Linked DNA regions of Homo sapiens: region 1 is linked to region 2. A link is a contact called in ENCODE Hi-C or POLR2A ChIA-PET data. All regions are on one chromosome and are shown on one strand. The core of a region is the stretch at or near the end of the contact, and the rest is flanking DNA. Distances in the headings are between cores, read along the strand shown. Region 1 has its middle 34 kb from the start of RASSF8. Region 2 has its middle 45 kb from the start of MIR4302.

Evidence for each region. Hi-C counts contacts between places; a loop is a spot of excess contacts on that map. ChIA-PET counts read pairs that join two places held with the same protein, here RNA polymerase II (POLR2A). Pooled maps may share reads with other maps.
Region 1: a loop to region 2 is called in a map of PC-3, with 6 times the contacts of the local background. The contact joins two enhancer-like sites. A Hi-C loop is called at or near these places in 3 of 168 maps with a recorded cell type or tissue (A673, PC-3 and endothelial cell of umbilical vein) and 2 of 50 pooled maps. POLR2A ChIA-PET finds 5 or more read pairs at or near these places in 1 of 52 experiments (WTC11).

The regions. Positions count from the first base shown.
Region 1 is chr12:25,922,941-25,927,202 of GRCh38, reverse strand. No RefSeq gene overlaps it. Among named protein-coding and RNA genes, the nearest start is that of RASSF8, 34 kb to the left of the region's middle. Within about 2 kb of position 2,347, at least 4 of the 41 ENCODE cell types and tissues checked have a DNase peak (open chromatin) inside an H3K27ac peak, as active enhancers do; they include PC-3 and endothelial cell of umbilical vein, where a contact is called at or near this core.
Region 2 is chr12:25,827,038-25,831,039 of GRCh38, reverse strand. No RefSeq gene overlaps it. Among named protein-coding and RNA genes, the nearest start is that of MIR4302, 45 kb to the left of the region's middle. Within about 2 kb of position 1,624, at least 5 of the 41 ENCODE cell types and tissues checked have a DNase peak (open chromatin) inside an H3K27ac peak, as active enhancers do; they include PC-3 and endothelial cell of umbilical vein, where a contact is called at or near this core.

The sequences.
Region 1 (4,262 bases), core at 1,098-3,597, 95 kb before region 2:
TTAATAAGAAAGTGTTGAAGACAGTGAGGGGAGATAGAAGAAAACTTATTGGAGGGAACTAAAGGGAAGAAGAAACTAGGATAATGGAGTGATCACTAAATTAAAATAATAGAAAAGGTAAATTTTAATTGAATGCCAAGCCTTGTGCTAGACACTTTATATATTCCCAACCTTGCCAGGTTGATAAAATAATGATAAACTCCAGAAGAGGAACCAGAAGATGCACAAAAACTTGACAAATATGTGTGGAAATGGTGGCTATTGTAAAATAACTATCCGAGGTCAACATGGTTAAAAAGGCGTCTTGAGTTCTAAGCCACTTAAGAGAAAGACAAGGAATAGGACAGATGGAGATCAAAACACCATACAGTACTTACTACTGATTAAGGCTGGGAGGGATAATAAGGCTTACGATTGCAACAACTGTGAGCTTCCTAATTCTGTATCTCAGAAATAGTCAGACTTATCCATCAATCCCAGCCAGATGACACATGCTTCCTCCTGTGGGGGCCTCCCCTTGTAAAACTTCGAGTGTGGAAGAGAAGATATGAACATCTGCTTTTTATTCTTTTTCTCTTTTTTTGTGACAGACTCTCACTCTGTTTCCCAGGCTGGAATGCCGTGGCACAATTTTGGCTCACTGCAACCTCCACCTCCCAGGTTCAAGTGATTCTCCTGCCTCAGCCTCCTGAGTAGCTGGAACTACAGGCACATGCTACCATGCTAATTTTTATGTTTTTAATAGAGAGTTTCGCCGTGTTGGCCAGGCTGGTCTCGAACTCCTGACCCCAGCTGATCCTCCTGCCTTGGCCTCCCAAAGTGCTGGGATTACAGGTGTTAGCCACTACGCCCGGCCAAACATCTGCTTTATTGTGGCCATTCCTCAAGCAAGGAGAGTATGTCAAGGGCTGGGCTCTGCAAGCCCTACTGACTCTTCTCAAATGTACCAACCAAATAACCGGCTCCTCATTTCCTGAGGCAGAGTGGTAAGGGAGTGAAGAAGCCAGGAGTGTTACACTAAGTGAGGTCTCCAGATAACAAAGAAACATCAGGAGCTGGGAATAAAAACCTTACAGGTGGGAGAATCTAAGTGAAAAGCAGGCTGCTTCACTCTAAAGCCTCCTTTCGTTCAATGATTCTGTTGCTCTCAAAGGAAAACACACCTGAGATTGAGGAGTGGGGAATGGCATTTACTGTATTATTTTATTTTATTGTTTTATTTACGTTTGAGAAGGAGTCTTACTCTGTTCCCCAGGCTAGAGTGCAGTGGTGCGATCTCAGCTCACTGCAACCTCTACCTCCTGGGTTCAAGTGATTCTCCTGCCTCAGCCTCCAAAGTAGCTGGGATTACAGGCACCCACCACCAAACCCAGGTAATTTTTTGTATTTTTAGTACAGATGGGATTTCACCATGTTGGCCAGGCTAGTCTGGAACTCCTGACTTCAAGTAATCTGCCTGCCTCGGTCTCCCAAATTGCTGAGATTACAGGCGTGAGCCACCGCACCTGGCCTATTTTATGTTTTATTTTTAAAATTTCTTCTTTTGTCCTTCCTTCCTTCCTTCCTTCCTTCCTTCCTTCCTTCCTTCCTTCCTTCCTTCCTTCCTTCCTTTTTTCTGAGACAGAGTCTCACTCTGTTACCTAGGCTGTAGTGCACTGGCACGATCTTGGCTCATTGTAGCCTTGACCTCCGAGGCTCAAGCAGTCCTCCTACTTCAGCCTTCCAAAATGTTGAGATTACAAGTGTGAACCACTGTGCCCAGCTGGGAATGGTATTTTAAAAAGTGAGAATTCTTTACCAGGAAGATGCGGATGAAAGAACCACATACTGTCTCAGTAGCATGGTAACTTGACTAGCTGGTACTCAACAAGTGTTCATTGCTAGCAAGATTGAACATTGGAAATGGGCCTGGCTGGTGGCTGGGTCGATGTCCCAAGTAGAGGCTGAATGGTCTACATTTTATATATGGCTTCTCAGTATGCTTCCTCTTTTTTTTTTTTTGAGACGGAGTCTCACTATGTCACCCAGGCTGGAGTGCAATGGTGCAATCTGGGCTCACTGCAACTTTCGCCTCCTGGGTTCAAGCGATTCTCTTGCCTCGGTTTCCCAAGTAGCTGGGATTACAGGCACGCCCCACCACACCCAGCTAATTTTTGTATTCTTAGTAGAGACAGGGTTTCACCATGTTCGCCAGGCTGATCTCAAACTCCTGACCTCAGGTGATCCACCAGCCTCAGCCTCGTAAAGTTTTGGGATTACAGGCGTGAGTCACCGTGCCTGGCCTATGCTTCCTCTTTAATTGTGAATATTTTGTAGCCAGAGGGCATAATGACTAGTTTTCATTTTCTATATACTGATGTCTGTTAGTTTATTTCTTAGGAACATGGCTTAAATTGGCATTTGGACACATTCATGAAAGGAAAAAGGAAATGATAGAGCAGAACCCTTCTGTTTAAACAGGATGTGTAGTCAGGCTAATATTTCCCCTGGTCTAGCCTGCTGTCCAGCCGTGAGTCCCAACGCATCCCATCATCAAAGGTTTGTGCTCCTGGCCCCATAGAAGTTGAGAGCCTCTGCAGTCTCCTGCAGGCCTGCCGTGACAGTGCTGGATTTTGCTCCAGGACTTCCACTTACAATGGCATGCAGAGCAGGCTTACCTCATGGCGAGATCTCAGCAGTTGATTTTTCAATCTACTAAGGCTCAATAGAACACCTCCTTGGCACAGTGAAAATTCTTTAAATTGGACTTTGTTAAAATGTCCCCGGAGGTACATTTTAAAGTTGATATTTTAATTACATACCATTAACTACTGCTGCTTCTTGAGTGCTTTATATTTAGTTCTAAAGATTTTATCCCAACAGATGAAGTTTTACATTTATAGTGGGCTTTGGTTGCTGTTATTATAGTTTAAGGAAAAATGTTTGAATTCTGATATTCTTTGCCAAGAACGCAGAAGATGAACCAGAAGATGCCCAGGAGCTCAGTGAATAAGAGTGGATGAAGATGGGTACGGGAGAAATAGCAAGAAAATGGTTGAATTGACTGAAGCACCAGAAGTCCTAGAACCTTCACATTTCTAAAAAAAAAAATGCTACTCAAAGAGGCCATCATGGTAGCTCACGCCTGCAATCCCAACACTTTGGGAGGCTTTTGACAGAAGGATTGCTTGAGTCCAGAAGTTTGAGACCAGCCTGGGCAAGAGTGAGACCTCATACCTACAAAAAACAAAATTAGCTGGGCGTGATGGTGCATGCCTGTAGTCCTAGCTACTTAGGAGGCTGAGTTGGAAGGATTGCTTGGTCCCAGGAAGTCGAGGCTGCAGTGAGCTGAGATCATGCCACTGCATTCCAGCCTGGGCAACAGAGCAAGGCCCTGTCTCAAACAAACAAACAAACAAACAAACAAAACCTCGAAAAATTCTAGTTTTATTTAGCAAGCCAGAACGGTTTATTTGAGTATATTATCTTACAGTTGAGATGATCAGAAAATTTGAACTTCAACTCAAACCTGAACCTGAACCCAAAGCTGTCGTTTGGTCAAAACTTTTAGATAAAAAGAGAAGAGAAACTATTTTAATATCTCCTCTTGAAGTTGTAAAGACATACGAAATTCTTAGGCCAGGCGCGGTGGCTCATGCCTGTAATCCCAGCATTTTGGGAGGCCGAGGTGGGTGGATCACTTGAGGTCAGGAGTTCAAGACCAGCCTGGCCAACATGGTGAAACCCCGTCTCTACTAAAAATACAAAAAATTAGCCATGTGTTGTGTTAAGCGCCTGTAATCCTAGTTACTGGGAGACTGAGGCAGGAGAATGCTTGAACCCAGGAGGCAGAGGTTGCAGTGAGCTGAGATCGCGCCACTGCATTCCAGCCTGGGTGACAGTGAGGCTCAGTCTCAAATAAATAAGTAAATAAATAAATAAATAAATGAATAAATAATTGACACTTGGAAACATTCAGAAATGTATGTTACCATAAATGTGTTTTCTTGATGTTTTCTAGGTATTAGTGGAATGCCTTCAAAATTTCCTTCTTTTAAATATTCACTACATTTATTGTTCAGTCTAGTTTATAAATTCTCATTTAAGAACAAAGATAGGAAGAAAGTGAAGAGATCAAGCTTCTAGTCTATATTCTGTCATAAACCAGGTGTATGATCTTGAGCAAGTTAAGTTTTAAAATACCTGTTGTATAGCATTCAGAGATTTATTATAAAGGTAAAATGAGATAATGTACATAAAGCACTGAAAAAAAATGTAAAGTG
Region 2 (4,002 bases), core at 375-2,874:
GTAACTCTCCTAAGAGCAAGGACAATGGCATATTTGTTTTCTGTAGCACCTAATATTGCAGCAAGTATAGCACGTACTTAAGAATGAATATGCTGATATTGTCAATAATTTGAAGCCAGGCTATTGAGAATGAAAATATTTGGACTAAGCAATTTGTTATAGTTCAGTTATGCAAAGCACTAAGTGACACAACCCCATGAAGTTGATAATAGTATTACTATTTTCATTTCACACACTAAGACGATGAGGTACATAGACAATAAATAACTCTCCCAAGAGTACAAAACCCGTGCATTGCAAGATAGTGCGTTCAAGTCTCACAAATTCCAACCAAATGTGTTATCCCTTGTATTTTGTGAAGTAAATAGCAACCATGATTAAATCAACATGTCCAACACGTATAAGAGAGTAATTTGATCCTGAGGACTCACACCATGATCTCTGCATGGAGATTTGCGTGCAACTCTCACGGATACGTTTTTCCTCCTTAGAGTCTTTTATGGTGTGTAGTAGACATGGATTTTCACATTCCATTTACAGAGGAGAAGAATAAAAACACAATGAGGTTATTTTATCAAATGACATACAAAAAGTCAGTAAGGGGAAGAGACAAAGAAACCAGTTCTATTAATCCCCAGGCTAGATGTCTGCCTCCAACAAAACCTGAATTCCGGAAAACCTCATTGAGCTTACGTTTTATTATAAAAGCGAATCTCAGCACTTGGTTAATTTATGGCTTTAAGCAGAAGGAAGGGAGGAAATGTGGTGCTTCAGTTGGAGCTGGTGCATAGCTGGGGATGCAGAGCCAAGCTGTGGCTCACCTGAGCTGATGTGCTGCACAGATGGTCTGCATCAGAATCTCCAGGAAAGTGTGCAGAAAAAACAGAGCCTGGGTCCACCCATGGAATCAGAATTGGGGAAAAGAGCCTGGAATTTAAGCGATAGACTCTATGAGCTACACTTTTTAAAGAAAGGGGCTCTCCTTATGTTGCCCAGGTTGGACTTGAACTCCTGGGCTCAAGTGATTCTTCTGCTTCAGTCCTCTGAGTAGTGGGGGTTACAGGTGTGAGCCCCTGCACCCAGCTTCTATGGGGTGTACTTTTAATAATGCCAGGCAACTTTATGCATGCCAACATTTGAGAACAACTGTTGTGCCCTTCAAAGGCACCTCCTGGGCATCTTGGCTTAGTGGGAAAGGCAGCCACTTACTGTGGGTTCTTGGGGAAGTCAGTTAAATCCCCCGATTCTCAGTTTCTATATCCATAAAACAGGGATAATAGCACTTCGGAACACATAGGGCTATTATAAGAATTAAAAGTCATGTATGTAAAGATTCTGGCACCCAGTAATTAACTATAATTGGTATTACACTCAAATTAATCATAGGTGAGGAGGCTTATGAGGATATTTCAGAAAATATGAATCTGATGAACTTTGCGTGGCTCTCAGTGTGGAAAGAATCTTGAAGAAAAAAAGTTAGGAATCCAGTGATGCACAGTGACTAAACCCAAGTAAAGGTCAAGATTTTAACACACTGCACAAAGCAGCATCACTTCCTCCTGACATTCTTTTGGAGCAGATGGTTGGGTAACGTAATGGAAAGCAGACCCAGGCAGAGGCATGGCACGGAGACGACCAGTTGTGAAATACATTCAGATGGGGTGGTACTGTTTAGATAATGGTGGTAAAACTATGTTGAGTCAGGTGCCAAATGGTGAGGCACTGATGCCAAGACAAACTGACAAACTGGAAAACAGCAGCACCAACACAGACCTCTAGGGAAAAGATCAGGATATACCAAATTAGAGAAAAACAGGATCCTTCATAACTTATAGCTTTGTAAATGCATGTGATAGAAAACTTTACATGTTTTCTCAAAAAAGGAAGCAAACAAAAATGGAAAATTAGAGCCAATTCCAATGGTCAACATGGGAAATTTTATCAGGGAAGCTTCTTAGATCTAACTATGGGCAGACCACAATCTCTCTTAGCTTTAGAGACCTCAACTGTGAAATGAAAAACTAATTGTCTCTCCAGGCCTGTTTCAGTGGGAAAACCCTCTGGTTCTATAATAACACAATGAAATGCTGGCTTTAGTCTAATTTAGTCTAAGTCCCATCTGAATTGGGAATTTTAACAAAACAACATTTCAATTAGTAGGGTTTCTATGTTTTGCCTCTTGTTTTATGTTAAATTATGCATTGTTTTTTCATATAAAACCAAGTTAATAGTGGGAGGAAAGTAGCATTACCATTTATTGAGTGCTTAGCTAGGGCAGAGCACTTAGCTAAATTCATTTCAGATGTTATTTAGACCCCACAAGAATCTCAGAAGATAAGTACAATGATGATGCCCATTTTACTTATGAGAAAATTGAGGAGCAGGTTCAAAATCAAGCTGCTAAGGCTCAGAGGAGGTACCGAACCCAAGTCTCAGTCTATGCACAAGTCTATGCACAAGTCTCAGTCTATGCACATTGAGAGAGAGAAGGGGCTGCTCCCTGTTGTTAGATGAGTTTAGAAGGGAAGTTCCTGATTCCTCTGAGAACTGGAGGACCCTGCTTGTCTTAGATTCTGTTTTACATCCACTCCTGTATGTGCTCCACTTTCTATTCCTGGAGTCATCCCCTCGGAGACCCAAAGGCTGACATTACAGCAATGACATGAGCCATCTGTCACTGCATATTTTGGCCACAAACTTTAACTGGAATCCAGAAGGAGGGAAAAAGACCTGACAGGGATTTTGCCGGTGAAGTCCGGGGCAAAGGTCTGAATGACACCACTGATGAGTGACAGCCCCTTCCCTCCTGCAGGGCTTCTGCACACTGAGTTCCCCGAGTTGATTGTGATGATCCTGGAAATATCAGAAAATGATTCCCTCACTGTCGTACTGCTTCACTTTTGTTATCTGGAATCAAAGATAATGTACCTAATGACATAGAGTAAAAAAGAAACAAAACATTTTAAAAGATGTTAGAGACTATTTTCAGTCTGTAGCCAAGACTACAGTACTTAGAAATGTTTTTTATTAACAAAAAGGATAAAATATGCTTATGTTTACATTCCCAAGATTTATTTCTGAAGCAAAGTTTTCTGCTTTGATTAAAGTCCCCCCGTTTTAAAAACAGTATGGAAATTCACAAGGTTTGTATTTAAATTTAGAGAGCCAAGAGAGGTCAACATTTTTTGTTTTTTGGACAAGGTCTCGGTCTGTTACTTATGATGGAGTGCAATGGTGCCATCATAGCTCACTGCAACCTCGACCTCCCAGGCTCAAGTGATCCTCCCACCTCAGTCTCTCAAGTAGCTGTGACTATAGGCACGTACAACCACACCTGGCAACATTACAAAAACAATTGAATGCAATGAATGAGGAAGAAGACTTTCTTTTACTTGAACAAATATATCGATTATTAATCAAAATTAAAAATTCATATTCAACAGCAAGAAAAAAATAATTTTTTTGACATTGGCCTCTGAGATGGGCTTGAGTCTATGGGACTCAAGGGCTGTACACTCCAGGAAATTAGATGGGAACAACTTTTGTTCCAGTCATACAGGAAAAGGCACCTGAAAATTCTTATTTCCAACTTCTCAACTTTCAACAATATGGCCCATGTATAAACCTGGGCTTATCTTAACCTTGAAAGTTTTGGCATGTGGTGTGATACATGGTATTGAATTGGGACTATCTACCCAGAACATCTCAACACCATGATCATCCACATTCCTGGGCAAATACTTCACAAAGCACTGTAACACTTGCTGGTACCTTGTTACCCACCCGTGAAGGTGCATAATCTAAGAGAGATAATATTGACCCAAACATAAGGGATATATACAAGTGATTTTAAATAAGCCATTAGTAAAATAAATAATAAATTGAATATCTTTAATATCATGGTTAAATGGAAGAACAAAATTCACTAAAATGGGAGGGCAAACAAGGGGAATTCATGAGTTACAAGTTTACCAGGGAAGAAGCAGTTATCTCTGGGGCATA